2 separate regions of the Homo sapiens genome follow, and region 2 is linked to region 1. The links are chromatin loops, found by intact Hi-C in ENCODE. Cell type or tissue: A673. All regions are shown on one strand. Links, peaks and the distances in the headings refer to the core of each region. The heading gives the core; the rest is flanking DNA. Region 1 has its middle 120 kb from the start of CTH. Region 2 overlaps LOC102724572 (a long non-coding RNA gene).

Region 1 (8,343 bases), core at 27-8,026:
CCTCCGCAGAAGGCCTTCCCTCATGTGCGGGGCCACTTTCTTACAGTTCTGGCTTTTCTCTGCGGCTTCCAGTAATGTTTCCTTCCTCTTTCCTGCTTCTCCTTCCTGCTTCAGTGATGGTAACTCTTCCTGCTGTTGCTGGCAGAATGTTTTCATTGTCTCTTGTTGGTGTCACTTACTCTGTCCACACCTTTGTGGACACATTAAATGCCACTCATCGATCCCATTTGAATGTACTACTTTCTTCAAACCCCGACTGGAAGAAACCTTAAATGTCTTTTAATTACACAGTAAGTATAGACTCCCAAGCTCAAGTTGAACACCAAGTTTCAAGCTACTCATTTATTTCATCCTTACATTGACTGTTTGCTCCAGTGAGATTGGGTTAATTGCAATCCCCCGAATAGACATAAAAGAGTATATTGTGTTCTCTTTGCTTAGAATTCCCTATTTCTCTAATGTCATTTGTCAAAGTCTTGTTATCGTGTTTTATGTTTATCTCAAGTGTCTCCTCTTTTATGGCACTTTTGCTAAGCTCCCAGTTGAATATGATGCCTCTCTTTATTTTTATTTTTATTCTTTTTTGAGACAGGGTCTTGCTCTGTTGCCCAGGCTGGAGTGCGGTGGTGTAATCTTGGCTCACTGCAACCTCCACCTCCTGAGTTCAAGCAATTCTCTTGCCACAGCTTCCCAAGTAGCTGGGACTACAGGTGCCTGCCACCACACCTGGCTGATTTTTGTGTTTTTAGTAGGGACAGAGTTTCACCATGTTGGCCAGGTTGGTCTCAAACTCCTGACCTCAAGTGATCTGCCCACCTTGGCCTCCCAAAGTGCTGAAATTACAGGCATGAGCCACCACACCCAGCAGATGTCTCTCTTTAAAATTTGTCTTTCAGTTAACAATTGTATATTTTCTTGTCTTCTGATGTTTATACCTTTCCTTATAACTATTAATGTACTTGTCTTTTCTATTTTGTAAGCTCTTTGGGGGCAGGGGCTATTACATCCCTGCATTGTTTTCTGCATGATCAATGTTCAATAAATATGTGACAGATCTGGACAAATCACAGTGGCTATATTTAAAGATTCAGATTATTTGTGGGTAGGGCCAATGGTTCAAATCAGGCAGAATATTTTAAAATTTCAAGTATTCTATTATACCTGAACAGGGGAAAATGCAACTTTGATTTACATAAAAGCAGATGACAAAGAAAAGTCAGGAATATCTTTTTCATTATTCATTTACTTAAAAATATTTATTGGTCAATCACAGTGGCTCATGCCTGTAATCTCAGTGGTTTGGGAGGCCAAGGCAGGAGGATTGCTTGAGGTCAGGAGTTTGTCAGCAGCCTGGGCAATAAAGCCAGATCTCTATCTCTACAAAAAAATTAAAAAATCTTGCTGAGTAAAGTGACACACACCTGTAGTTCCAGCTACTAGGGAGGCTGAGGTGGGAAGATTGCTTAGCCCAGGACTTCTGGGCTATGGCGAGCTGTGATTGTGCCACTGCTCTCCAGGCAGGGTGACAGAGCGAGACTTGGTCTGTATTAAAAATAATAATAATACTAAAAATAGTTTACTGAATGTCTACTGTCTATCAGGTGCTTTCCTAAGCACTACAGAGTGCTTCCATTGATGCCCAGCAATATGGTGTTAATTCTTTAAAAAAATTTGCAGAATATTAGAGAAAATTAGAATTTATGGTTAGTTATTCAATTGGTTATTTAATAATTTGATATCTTTGGGTGATTTCTAAATAAGCCTGACTTAATTCCAACAGTTACCAGGAAGTTAACAAAAATATAATAATTTTCTTACTATATATACTGTGACACCAATTGCAGCATAGCTAAGAATTTTCCTATGTTCCCAGAAATATATTATAATTTATAAGAGGATTATCTAGATTGTTTTGTTTTTGAGACTTAGCAGAGACAGAGGAGCCAACTGCTACATAAAAATAATGCCACAGGGAACACACACGATGGCATTTTAATTTATTGCTATCATTCTTACATAATAAATTTTGGATTCTTTTGTTTATCTGCTTGATACACAAAAACTTATTCTTGGGAGATTGAGGATCTTTTCTACTAAATAAGAGGACAAAAATGGCAAATTGAAACTATCTACTTAGGTATTTTTTCTTCCATTATACCATCCTCCCAAAGTATTTCTTTGTTAGTGTTTTCACTCTGTGATGATCCTCTTCCCCCACCACTTTTTTTTTTTTTAAAGTAAACTATACTCTTGTGCTCTTGAAGAAAGAAAAGAGTAGACCAAACAGAACTGTTGCAAGATAAAGATCCTTATTTGGTCATAAAAATACCAAAATGATGAAATATGTATTAATTAAATATTTAAAAAACACAATTATGCTTTTCAGGTTCTTATACTCAGGAACTTTAATGAGTTAAATTTCAAGTGTGGGGAATTAGGTGACTAAAATAGCACGGAGACTCAGGAACAGCATGAAAGTGAAATTTATTGTTCATTTTTGCTCATTTAGAGTTACAAACTTCTTCTGAGTTCCTGGTCCTTGAAGAGCTGTTTTAGGCTGATCTGAGTCTCATGTGTCATATGTATTTCAGCACTGCTTTTTAACCAATAAAAATTAAAGATTCACTTCAGAGGAAGTTAATTTTATGATATTCTGTGGTTGACTGTCTTTAATGTTAGTTTCATAGAATACTACATTTTATTACTTTTTAAAAATAAATAAAGTAGAAATAACCAAGGAATACAAAAATCTAAGGGGATGCAAAGCAGTGAATATTTCATATGAATCTCCCTAATTCTTAATCTTTCTACCAGGACTTCAAAAATCAGAATACAAAATACATTGCTCTGCACTTGAGGAAACCTAGATCCCAAAGGTGAGATTGCATTTTCCACCTCCTACAACAAGATCTAACAACAAAAACTGAAAGAACTAGGTGGAGAAGCTTCCTGGATGCTTTTTCTCTGAAAATAATAAAGTTTAGTATTTGGTTTTGTTTCGTTTGATCTCCCCCTGAAGGATGTTGCTGAGGCATGTATGTTGAGTTTGACTGGCCTGAAGAGTTTTTGGGAGTGAAGGGAATAGTTGACTCTGGCAGACAAAGAAGAAAGTTGATATTAGGTTTAAACATCGGATGCCTCAAACATTATTTAGCTCTAAACCTGGCAGCTTGTCCTTTCTCCAAGTTAAGTAACAGTACCAATGTCTGCTTGTTTCTGCTGAAATCTTTCTTCATGGGGATTTCTTCTGTGTTTGTGTTAGAAATTTGCATTGTGTTTAACCTGAGAAGTAATTCCCATAGGAGGTTTAAGATAGATATATTTGATAAATAAACTTTAAGGCAGTAGAGTTTTCTATGCTAGTTAAATTGAAATGTTTCAGTTGTGTTTTTAGCTTATTTCTTTCTCTAACAAAATTTGACCATCTAATTTTTCCCATTGTTTGGATATCAAATACCCATAATAAGATATGTCAGTTGTATAAGAAGAGGGAGCTTAGTTTATTATAAAGTGAGACTTTTTTCTTTTCACACATTTCTAGCAAGAAGCAACTTGGCCTGCTAAACGCATACAGCAGGAGAAACGAGGACTTCTCTGCTGGGCTTGAAAACATTACAATGGATGTGTCAGGACTGTAGGCCTGGTGATTCAGTCCTTACTGCAGCAAATTTTATTGACAGTGTGATCCTCATGCCTTGGCCTCCCAAAGTGCTGGGATTACAGGTGTGAGCCATTGGGCCCTGCCAGGATTTGTTAATTTTTTGATTTCTCAACTAGTGTTGGCAAGCTTGGAGTGGAAAGTATAAACTTTCAATTTTGTATTATAAAATCTTGTTTTTATCAGTAGCACTCTCATGTCTTGGTTTCACTATTTACTTTGTCTCAGAAGCCCTAGATTGGGGCAGCTTGCTTCTTGACTGACATGCACAATGTCAAAGGATATGACACCAGTCTGTCAGCAGAGCTCTAGCAGCTACCTCAACACCGTGACCATGTCTGCAGAGAATGCTCCAGCCTTGCCTGCTCATACACGTTAGTAACATGATACAGTCTTTTCCATCTGTACAGAAGAGCTAGAATATTCCACCAAAGTTGTGAAACATGAATCTAGCAAAAACAAACAAAAAAGAAGACAAAACACAAACCATAAACCTTGTGTGGTCTGGAAAAGGGAGAGGGGTTGGTGAGGTAGAGATAGAGCTGAACATGTGTGAAAGTCTCTGAGGAGGAGCCCTGTGTGCTCTCTGAATGAGGGGGATAGAATCCCAGGAAGTATGAGCATCTGTCCTGTAATCAATTTCTGCCTGAAACCACACAAGGAGGTGTTTCATGATATCATGAGGATCCTATGCCGCTAAGAAAGAAGGACCATAAAATACAGCGTCAAAGGGAAAATGGTCTGTTGGAATTTTGATTGCCCTGAGGGGTGGCATGGAAGAGCTGCCAGTTTTTCCCATGTCCTTGAGAAGGGCACAGCTTTTAGGAGAGAGAGAGACAGAGAGTCCTGGTGGACCTGCGAAAGTCTCATATTCTTGATGAGAGACACATAGAGGAAAAAGGTGTGGACCGTAAGACCAGAGATGTGTGGGAAGGGAAGGAACTCAGTGAATGCTTGTGTGGACCGTCTTCTGAGCACTGAGTGCGATCATAGTCTCACTAGATGGCAGCAGAGTGTAGGTCCCAGGATATGAAGGGACGATCGGCTATCTCCCCTTTACCCCCAACCCCACATTTCCCACCACTGCTCCTTGCCATGACCCTTCTTCAGGAACTTCTATGCCATCTCTGGGAGAAAGGCAGAACGTGACCAACTAAATTGTTGTGTTTAAGCTGGAATGAATGAGTTTACTCTTAAAGCGGTACAATTTTGTTTTCTGCTTTTGAATGTATCCTGCGGCACCACCAACTCTTAGAATTGTGTAACGTCTAATTCCTTAATAAATTCCCCACTTTATATCACTCATGGAGGTTCTGATTCTCTAATTGAACCCTGATGGTTCTAGGAGTTGAGGTTTGTAATGGTTCCATGAGAACAAAATCTTAAGGATGGTTATTGTGAATTGGTTCTGGATTATCTGGAATGGGTTCTTGGATGAGATTAAATTTATAGGCAGTAATAACTGTGTTTGCATTGGTAAGGAGGACACTTGCTTATAGCATGCAATGGCAAAGCAGTTACTTATCATCTGCAGCCACCTGTAATCCAATGCCAGTATAAGGCAAAACTTTCATTTTGAGCAGTCATAGACAGCTTCAGGTCCTTTCTCTTTAGGTGGGGAATTTAAAATCCTGAGCTTATAATTTTTTCCCTGAAGTTCTCCAGCTCCTCTGGAAGCAGCTAAGTCACTCCTTTATACTCTGTATATTAGGGTGAGCAACGACCCTCGTTTGTCTACAACTGAGGGGGTTCTTCAGATGCTAAAACTGAGTAAGTCCCAGGTAAACGGGGATGAGTTGGTCACCTAACTTATATTCACTGAATTGTTTTATGACAGCATTGACTTGATTAGAGAAATCAGAGCCTTTGAGGACTTGGCAGATGCAGGGACGATGATTCATACCATGTCCCCTCTTAATTTGTATCTTCAGCCTGTTCAGAAGACAGCCAGAGCTTGGAGAATAAAATTGGATCACTGTAAACTTAACCTGTTGGTAACTCCAATTACAGCTATTTTTCTGGAGGAGATTTTGTTATTGGAGAAAACACTTTGTCCGGCACTTGGTATGCAATTATTGACCTAGTGAATATTTTTTCTTTATACTTGTTAATAAAGACCATCAAAACCAATTTGCTTTGAGTTAGCACCTTCACTATCCTACACCAATTACCTATATCCGCTCTCCAGCCTTTTATCATCATTAGATCGATAAACTGTTTCCGTAAAGGACGAGATAATAGAATTTTAGGCTCTGCAGGCCTCATAAACTTTACCTCATTTTCCTCCTCCTCCTTTATGTCCTCCTTCTTTTCCTTCTTCTGAATGCTTTAAAAGTGTAAAAACTGGCCGGGCATGGTGGCTCACACCTGTAATCCCAGCACTTTGGGAGGCTGAGGCAGGCAGAACACCTGAGGTCAGGAGTTCAATACCAGCCTGGCCAACATGGTGAAACATCATCTCTATTAAAAAAAAAAAGTGTAGTCTGGAAGCTGGCAGCCTTCTCAGTCGTCAGACTGGCGCTAGTGACATGGGAGTGGCTAATGCATCCTCTTGCCGTTCCCGGTGTTTGGGCCCTGCCTGTGACGGTGGGAAAAGAAAATGGCCTTGCTGTGCTACAACTGGGGCTGCGGTCAGCGCTTCGATCCTGAGACCGATTCCGATGATGCTTGCACATACCACCCAGGTGTTCCAGTCTTTTATGATGCATTAAAGGGTTGGTCTTGCTGTAAGAGAAAAACAACGGATTTTTCTGATTTCTTAAGCATTGTAGGCTGTACCAAAGGTAGACATAATAGTGAGAAGCCACCTGAGCCAGTCAAACCTGAAGTCAAGACTACTGAGAAGAAGGAACTATCTGAATTGAAACCCAAATTTCAGGAACACATAATTCAAGCCCCTAAGCCAGTAGAAGCAATAAAAATGCCAAGCCCAGATGAACCAATGACAAATTTGGAATTAAAAATATCTGCCTCTCTAAAACAAGCTCTTGATAAACTGTCATCAGGGAATGAAGAAGAAAGAAGAAGACAATGATGAAATTAAGACTGGGACCTCATGTAAGAATAGAGGGTGTTCAAAGACATATTGGGGTCTAGAAAGTCTAGAAGAAGTCTGTGTATATCATTCTGGAGTACCTATTTTCCATGAGGGAATGAAATACCTAAGCTGTTGTAGAAGAAAAACTTCTGATTTTAATACATTCTTAGCCCAAGAGGGCTGTACAACAGGGAAACACATGTGGACTAAAAAGGATGCTGGGGAAAAAGTTGTTCCATGTAGACATAACTGGCATCAGACTGGAGGTGAAGTTACCATTTCAACATATGCTAAAGATTCACAGAACTTAGTTGAGTAGAAGCAAATAGCACATTGTTAAATGTGCACATTGTATTTGAAGGAGAGAAGGAATTTGATCAAAATGTGAAAATATGGGGTGTGATTGATGTAAAGTGAAGTTATGTAACTACGACTGCAACAAAGATTGAGATCACTATGAGAAAAGCTGAGCCGATGCAGTGGGCAAGCCTTGAACTCCCTGCAGTGAAAAAGCAGGAAAAGCAAAAAGATGACCCAACAGATTGAGTGGGAGGTGGGAGGAAGGCTATTACGTATTTCAGAATTCTTAATACTGTGTGAAGTGGTGGCTTGCTGCTGTAATCTTTTGTTTTGTTGTTGTGTTACTGAATCTGGCATTTCAGGGTTAACATTAGGTTCTTAAAAGCCAAAGTCAGTTTGTCTTTTTCTGCCTCTCATCTTTCTTTTGTGTTATGTAACATTGATTATTCATTTCTCCTTACTGGTAGGAACCACAGTTGTGTCCTGTACTTGAAGAGGCTGGAAAATAGCCCATAACCATAATTGCAGTGTTTCTTTGTATTTCTCTGTTAAGTAGATACATATTAAGGAACATGTTTTTTACATCTTTCTATTATTACATAATTAGTAAAGCAAGATGAAATGTCAAATTTTAATCAGTTTTTTTATGGATTTATGTTCTTACAGTACTTGAAAATATTTAAGGAAGAGATAAAGCTCTGCAGTTTTTTTCTATGTGGGATGATTACATTTTAAGGAGAATTAATCCTGAGATAGTGAGGTAAGTAAAGGGGAATATATGAATTGTTTAACAAATTGGAATTTGTTTACACCTACTTTAATTTTTAAATTACGTCAAAACTTACATTACTTGCCAAGCAGTATGATATAAGAGTAGAGGAAACATAAATAAGAATACAGAGGCATCAATTTGGTTAAAATTCACCATTTTATAAGACTAAGCAATAATCTTAAAAATCTCTTTCCTGAATATTTAAATGTGTTTGCATGGTGTTATGACTAAATTGTTCCTGATTTAGAGACTAAACCCTCTTAAAACCTTTAACTAGTTAAATATAAAAAAATTATATGTATCTTGCTTCCCTGATGGAAAACTATATAAAATTGTAGACTTAAAAGGTTTGTGGAAATACATTAGGATATCAGAAAACTAAATATATGGACTTGCTTTATGACTATCTATTACATGTCAAATAAAATAGCTTCTTTTGAAAAAAAAGTGTAAAAACCATTCTTAGCTCCCAGATTGTACAGGAACAGGTTCTAGGCCAGATTTGGCCCATAGGTCATAGTCTGTCAATCCTTCTAGCCCACAAGTCAGAGAAGTAGCTAATATAACATCCAATTT
Region 2 (8,343 bases), core at 219-8,218, 290 kb after region 1:
TTTATTGAGAGTTTTTAACATGAAGCGTTGTTGAATTTTGTCAAAGGCCTTTTCTGCATCTATTGAGATAACCATGTGGTTTTTGTCTTTGGTTCTGTTTATATGCTGGATTACATTTATTGATTTGTGTATATTGAACCATCCTTGCATCTCAGGGATGAAGCCCACTTGATCGTAGTGGATAAGCTTTTTGATGTGCTTCTGGATTCAGTTTGCCAGTATTTTATTGGGGATTTTTGCATCAATGTTCATCAAGGATATTGGTCTAAAATTCTCTTTTTTGGTTTTGTCTCTGCCCAGCTTTGGTATCAGAATGATGCTGGCCTCATAAAATGAGTTAGGGAGGATTCCTTCTTTTTCTATTGATTGGAATAGTTTCAGAAGGAATGGTACCAGTTCCTCCTTGTACCTCTGGTAGAATTCGGCTGTGAATCCATCTGGTCCTGGACTCTTTTTGGTTGGCAAGCTATTGATTATTGCCACAATTTCAGATGCTGTTATTAGTCTATTCAGAGATTCAACTTCTTCCTGGTTTAGTCTTGGGAGAGTGTATTTGTCAAGGAATTTCTCCATTTCTTCTAGATTTTCTAGTTTATTTGCATAGAGGTGTTTGTAGTATTCTCTGATGGTAGTTTGTATTTCTGTGGGATCGGTGGTGATATCCCCTTTATCATTTTTTATTGTGTCTATTTGATTCTTCTCTCTTTTTTTCTTTATTAGTCTTGCTAGTGGTCTATCTATTTTGTTGATCCTTTCAAAAAACCAGTTCCTGGATTCATTAATTTTTTGAAGGGTTTTTTGTGTCTCTATTTCCTTCAGTTCTGCTCTGATTTTAGTTATTTCTTGCCTTCTGCTAGCTTTTGAATGTGTTTGCTCTTGCTTTTCTGGTTCTTTTAATTGTGATGTTAGGGTGTCAATTTTGGATCTTTCCTGCTTTCTCTTGTGGGCATTTAGGGCTATAAATTTCCCTCTACACACTGCTTTGAATGTGTCCCAGAGATTCTGGTATGTTGTGTCTTTGTTCTTGTTGGTTTCAAAGAACATCTTTATTTCTGCCTTCATTTCGTTATGTACCCAGTAGTCATTCAGGAGCAGGTTGTTCAGTTTCCATGTAGTTGAGCGGTTTTGAAATCTACAATGAAATCAAAAAAATTTACAAGAAAAAAACAAAGAACCCCATCAAAAAGTGGGCAAAGGACATGAACAAACACTTCTCAAAATAAGACATTTATGCAGCCAAAAAACACATGAAAAAATGCTCATCATCACTGGCCATCAGAGAAATGCAAATCAAAACCACAATGAGATACCATCTCACACCAGTTAGAATAGTAATCATTAAAAAGTCAGGAAACAACGGGTGCTGGAGAGGATGTGGAGAAATAGGAACACTTTTACACTGTTGGTGGGACTGTAAACTAGTTCAACCATTGTGGAAGTCATTGTGGCGATTCCTCAGGGATCTAGAACTAGAAATACCATTTGTCCCAGCCATCCCATTACTGGGTATATACCCAAAGGACTATAAATCATGCTGCTATAAAGACACATGCACACATATGTTTATTGCGGCATTATTCACGATAGCAAAGACTTGGAACCAACCCAAATGTCCAACAATGATAGACTGCATTAAGAAAATGTGGCACATATACAACATGGAATACTATGCAGCCATAAAAAATGAAGAGTTCATGTCCTTTGTAGGGACATGGATGAAATTGGAAATCATCATTCTGAGTAAACTATCGCAAGAACAAGAAACCAAACACCGCATATTCTCACTCGTAGGTGGGAATTGAACAATGAGAACACATGGACACAGGAAGGGGAACATCACACTCTGGGGACTGTTGTGGGGTGGGGGGAGTGGGGAGGGATAGCATTGGGAGATATACCTAATGCTAGATGACGAGTTAGTGGGTGCAGCGCACCAGCATGGCACATGTATACATATGTAACTAACCTGCACAATGTGCACATGTACCCTAAAACTTAAAGTATAATTAAAAAAAAAAAAAAGGAGGAGGAAGGGAGGGAGGGAAGGAAGGAAGGGACTGAGGGAGGGAGGGAGGGAAATGGGTGGGTGGGAGGGACAGGGAGAGAGGGACGGAAAGAAAAAAATAATCAAGGACTTAATTTCAAAAATTCAGAGGTGTGAGGGTAACCTCCATCTGGTTTTGTTAATGAAATTCCAACTCCACCATCATCGCTAGTATTTAATTCTAACCCACATTCTGTCAGGTACTGTTTCCTGATATGTGTGGAAATGTGGGGTCAGCTGGGAATGTTTCTCAAGTCCTCTCACTTCCCACAGATCTAGGGAGATCACAGTAGTAACTCTAGGCTTTCCTCTGAGCCTCAGTGTTCTGCTGAGCCATGGCTCTTTTTACCTCAAACAAAGAGAATTCTTTCCCAGTGTTCACCGTAAGTGGCTGTTAGGGACCACACTCTCAAGCATCATGCTTTATCGCTGTTTGTTAATAGAAGATAGCTTAGAAAAGTACAGACCTGTATTCAAATTCTAGGCCTGATCCTTACTATGTGATATGAGGAACATTTCTTTATCTGTAAAAATAATAACGATAATACTTTCAAGTCTGTTATGAGGTTAAAATAAGAAAAGTGTGTGAATGTACCTTTCAAAGTGTTTGGCATTTATTATGTCCTAAATATGTACAACACACTTTTTCTCTCAGTAACTAAAGGACAGAGATGCCAAGTTTACCATCATTATACTATTGATGTCTTTGGCATTCAGCTTTTATTAAACCAGTGCATTATCTTTCCCTAGAAACAGAATAATCACTTCATTTTGGAGGAGGCTGAACACTTTCAAAGATGATAAGATACGGTGTATCACAGTTTCCATTCAAACATTATAAAGGGACCCCCTTAAGTCAAAATGCTTGCACCTTTCATCAGCAGATGTCTTATGCCTGTTACTCTTTTGTTAAATCAGAGAAGCATCATTTTTATCTGCTCTATGCCCAGGATGAAAAGTTTAGCAATCCCATCAGAATGACTCCAGGATGTGTTTCTTGCATTTCAAGCTCATTCTTTATGGGTTTAACTGATCTGAGTTCAAGAGCTTAATATAAATATATAACTTTTTCAATGCTAAGTAACCTAGAGAACATTTTTTTTCTAAATATATGATTAATCTGACCATAATGCTGCCTCCCTTGAATCAGGCTGAGGGTGAACTAGATTGCACAAAGGGAAGTAACATAAGTAAACCTTAATATATCTCTGTCTTCCCTTTTGGGAAACTGCCAATAAATGAGATAAATAAGTCAGAGTCTTAGCAGTACAGCTCTCATTTCCATCTGTAATGACTAAACTCTTTATATCTGACAATCTCTTATTCAATAAGATTTGTCAGGAAAAGAAAGCTATTTGTGCAAGATGCCTTATTTTATTCTTGCAAGTCATGAACTATAAATAGAATGATGACAACAAATGTTTCCGGAATTAGGTATTCATATGTGTTTGGGTTAAATAAGTAATTTCACTTCAAAGGACAAGTCATCCGCTTTCATTAATCATCTTTAAATTTTAGCCCTACATTTCACCATCCATGCTGTAAGCATTTGTTGCATCTGCTTGAAATGTCTCTGCTACCCTTAACATCTTTTTTTCTTACCATCATGATTTTTGCATAGAATACTACATATGACTTGCCTGTACTCTCTCCATCCTGCCATGTATCCTGTACAACATTTCCAGCTTCTTATTCCCAAAGCACAAGTTTGGCAAGCCTCTACCCTATAACCACACTTTTTAAAAAAGTCTTTCAATCTACAGCATTTTTCCCTCAATACCCCATTACACAAGCTCTTCAGTTCAACCTAACTGGTCTTCTACCCAGTCATTCATAAGCATGCATTATGATTCGTGCCACTGTCAATCCTCAGACTTGTAATACTTTTTCTCCTCATTCTATTCTTTTCTAATAAAAGTTTTTGAGGATTGGAAGAAAGTTTATTTTGATGTTTTTCCTCAGTTATGCTGATTTGGGATTAATACTCCTAAGAAATGATGACTGATATCCAGCAAAACAATCAAGGATACTGCACGGAGGAGGGCAGTACTAGTCGTAGCTTCCATTTCTGAGATTGGTTAGCCTATTGTTTGAGTACATAACATCCAGCATAGTGATCCTGGTCAGGGCAAACCTGACAGCTTAAAACAAATCAACTTGTTGAGAGAGTGTAAGTGTCTTACTTCACTAGATAAAAAAGAGCATACATAGATAGTGCCTTCTATTTATGTGGCTGTCTGTACCTTATGGTGAAGGTCATCATGTTATGTGTGTTTTCCATTTGTGTGTATGGTAACTTTCCTCTCAATAAATGCTGTTCTTCAATCTGATACACAGGTGCTGTCTAGTCTTTCTCCTGCTAAGAAACAATATATTACAATTTTCTTCATAGTTCACAAACTTCTGATTTCCATTCTTACACCTTGCTCCATAAATCAGTCTCCTTATTCCTTAATCTGTCTGGCTACTAGATGAGACAAGTTTAAAAATGAAATTGTTTTGAAGAGAAGTCTTTACAGCTAGCTGCCTCTGGACATTAATCCATAAATTAATATAACAATAAAGAGGTTAAGTGATCAACCTAAGTCTCTCAGCTGTGGGTACACTTAGTTGCTTTTTTTTTTTAAGAGAACTTGGGTATCTTATTCTGGGAGGGAAGCCAGGTATCATGGCTAAATGACTGTAGTTCCTGTTGTTAAATCACAGGAGTTATCTTGTTGCTGAGCACACATTTTATGGTTATTAACTTTAGCTCTCATAAAGAGATGATACCCAGGGAGACATATGCTGGGGAGGAATAGATGTAGTCATCTATTTCCCATCAGCACATTTCCTCTAAGAAGATGTTTCCTGCTTGGAATTTAATGACCAGCTATGCTGGTGTTCAAAAAGATATTATTTCTTCTCTTTCAACATCTCTCATTCATTCATTCATTCATTCATTCAATACTATTGTGACTCTGTGAGACAGACACTGTGCTAAACTCCAGAAATATAGCATTCGACAGACAGACAAAATCTTCTGTCAAAGGCCATATATTCTTAATTGGAACACTATTTATTCACAAAAAAAGGTGACATATACAATTATAGGAAAGTAAAGGGAATACTGGGAGCACCTAGGAGGAAACCTTAATCTGAATCTGGGGGAAGGCAGGACATCAAAGAGGGCTTCCTGGAAGAAGTAACACCTTAGTTAAGTTCTGAAACCTAAAATGTGATAATCTGAGTGAATTGAGAATCTGAGGGTGTGGGCATATGGAGAAAGAGGAAGGACAAAGGTTCAGGGCCAAGAAAGAGCATGTCATTCAAGGAGTGAAAAGTTTTCATTGTGAGTAGAATGTGGGGTGGATGGGAAGACTGTGGGCAGAGATTGCAACAGACCCCACATAATGAAGAATTTTGAGGCTATTTTAAGGAGTGTGAACCTTATCTTGAGGACAAGAATGAGGTATTGAAGGTCCTTAAACTTGGTCTGACATGATCATATTTGCATTTCAGAAAGATTTTGCTCTTTATTCTTTTTTTCTTTCCTAACATAGGCAAGATATGTGATATGGAATATATCAAGATAGACTGAATTTTTTAATTTGATTATGCTGTGGAAAAGTTTGGAAACAGCACAATAAGCTCTAATGAAAGGTACAAAAATCACAAATCATGAATTGGGCACATGGCATCTAAGGCACAGTAAATATGACAGTGGCCTCCTAATAACTTTGTTCAGAAAACATTGCTGATTTATTTCCCTTCACAATGATATCATGTACATCATATCTGTGAGATTTGTTGTTGGATTAAGCAAGGAAAGGGGTCACTCTGCATCACCCTGATGAATTATATCTTTTGATTGCAAGTGACAGAAATCAAAGTCAATTTAGCTTAGGTATAAAAGGGAATTTATCATTCCATCTGTTGGAAAGGCTGGAGTGATCGGAAGCAGATTCAATTTATCTCTCTGCTTGTTGGCTTTATTTTCTCAAGCATTGTTATCCACGGGGAAGTAGGGATAACTTCTGGCTTCTCTGGTATGTTAGATTAAATTATTTAGAAGCAGACCTTGAAAGGAATTTATTAGGAAGTGTTTCTGGGAAAATCTGGTGAGGGAGTAGAGATGGGGCCAGAGAAGGAAAGGCAGACAAACTAAGGTGCACAGGTGTGAAATCAAGTGAATCCCCTTGGCTCAATTCCCCAGGAGGACTCCAAAATGGAGATTTCCCCTCAGCCTTGTCCTGATAACCAAATATTAGTCATTAGTTAAGAGCTGCTTCCAGGGAATCATAAATTTCTAAGATCTTTCAGCTAAATATGTGCACGTACAAAGTGAATCTGACATCCTGAGGGCAATCCTCCAACCAAGACATGCAGGTGTATGAAAATGGTAAAGAGATTTATAAGGAAGTGGGTGAGGTATGAACACCATCTACTACATCTTCTCTTCCTTCCTACCACTCTTTCTTACCCTTACCTATCTCTCTCAACAAAGCAATTCTAGACTCAAGTCTGATTGTCAAGCCTTAGGTTACACTCGCCCTGTAAGTGTATATCATTTTATATCACTATGACACAAAGTAATGATAAAATATTTTGTCTGATCAAGTTTAGGTCATGTGTCTTTATGAAAACCAGAGTAAGAGTGTACCTTAGTAGAAACACAGGGAAAGAAATGCTAGGCAAACAGATACCATAGATATTTACTAAGCTTCCCATCCCACAAGTCTTATATGTTATTCTAAAACACTATAGAACTAGCTCCCTGAAGGCAAATTGCCAGGAAGACTAAGTCTGAAGTAGTGCTGTACTAGTTTGGGCCCTTTGTTGCACCAAAAAAAAAAGTCTATAATTAGATCTGGTTAACTTAGGTAGAGAAAGCATTCATAGCTCACAGAAATCTAGGAAGCATGGAGGATTAGGATTGGCAGGAATTGAGAGAGATCTTAACAGCCAATTTGCTGAAACAAGAATGATCAGATGGTGCAGTCACCACCACATACCTATGTACCTACCATCACCAATGACAGAACCTCCATTGCAGGGCACTTGCTAACATGCCAGGGCCCCCACAGCACCTGGACACTTGTCTTCATGCCACCAGATATTCTCCTTCTCTGTAGCTCTAACTGACCTATGTTCACAATAAATATATCTTGAATATATTTTATTTACATTCTCCTATGAGTTGGACAGAGGGACATGTGATCTAGAAGACAGCACTAAATCTGTCTACCAGTTCACAATCTGGCGTTCTCAAATTGAGAAAAACATTTTAGAACTCATGACAAATGCATTTTTTTAATTCTAGCTACCCTTTTTCCTGGCTTATAGAATTATGACTCTAGGGTCAGTGCAGTGTATGAAGAGGCAATGTATTATAATTGGTGCTTGATGTACCCAAATCATGTAGGAAACAATACATTATGTGTTTTCTTTCTTGGGCATTTGTTTTACAGACCAGTGAACCTATCTAGAGTTCTAAGCCAAAGAAAATGACAAGTGTATATTGCCTACCTTTAGTACACATCACAGAACTTTCTTGAAACACAAAACCCTTTGTCTTCCTGGCGGGAATGAGAAAAGCAGAGCTTGCTCAACTAGTCTGGCCCTTGGCACAATTGTGGAAGTGAAATTGGGTTCACGAGCCATAGTCTCCCCTTTGTGTATTATTCTCTCTCTTCTCTGGTGCCTTCATTGACTACTTTTCTTTTGACTGCCTCTTAAATGTAAGACTTCCTACGATTTTCTTCTTGGATCCCCTTAATTCTACTCTGCCCATGTCATCACATCCCCAGTGATGCTTTCACTAACATTTTCAGCCATTCAACTCACAAATCTCTATGCCCAGACCTGGGCTTCTATATTTCCACCTCATGTCACAGCACTGCTATTCACCTATTTTCCCAGGCCAGAGACCTGCATGTCATCTTTGATAGCATCAGCCCTCTTACCAAATTCTTGAACAGTCTGAAATTGAAGGGGCATACACCTAAAATGGTTTTAGGTTTTTTTCAGAATCTCTGCCTTCAGTGGTGCTAAATTAAATCTCCTTTTCTTCCCCTGAAGACCACCTTGGGAAGGTTCTGTACCTCTTGGTTGTTTGTAAACCATAGTACTGTACAATTTAAAACTCCACATCTGAAATACTGTCTGTTGGTTTTCACTCTTCCTCTGACACTGTTCTTAGAAGCACATGTGAATTCTTCAGAGTTCGGTTGCCTGATATGAGAGCTATGGCTTAGCTTAGTCTTTTGTTTGTTTCTTTCTTGAAATAATTAATTGACAAATAAAAATTGTACATATTC

Evidence for each region. A loop is a pair of places that touch in the nucleus more often than their neighbours do. Peaks named below come from ENCODE experiments on the same cell type or tissue, not always from the same donor. Only the 100,000 strongest peaks of a DNase experiment are listed, where the experiment ranks them.
Region 2: it touches region 1 in a loop (4-fold over the local background); 2 of 110 quality-filtered maps call a loop at or near these places.

The regions. Positions count from the first base shown.
Region 1 is chr1:70,524,269-70,532,611 of GRCh38, forward strand. It overlaps the pseudogene CHORDC1P5. Among named protein-coding and RNA genes, the nearest start is that of CTH, 120 kb to the left of the region's middle. RefSeq lists an enhancer at 4,416-4,917. In A673, for the core only: CTCF peaks have their summits at 4,658 (motif pointing right) and 4,863; a DNase peak (open chromatin) is centred at 4,683; H3K4me3 peaks cover 473 bases; H3K27ac peaks cover 1,764 bases.
Region 2 is chr1:70,815,224-70,823,566 of GRCh38, forward strand. The region is part of intron 1 of LOC102724572 (a long non-coding RNA gene); the gene reads left to right. Among named protein-coding and RNA genes, the nearest start is that of LINC01788, 110 kb to the left of the region's middle. In A673, for the core only: no CTCF peak of the experiment used is centred there; DNase peaks (open chromatin) are centred at 3,338 and 4,788; H3K27ac peaks cover 539 bases.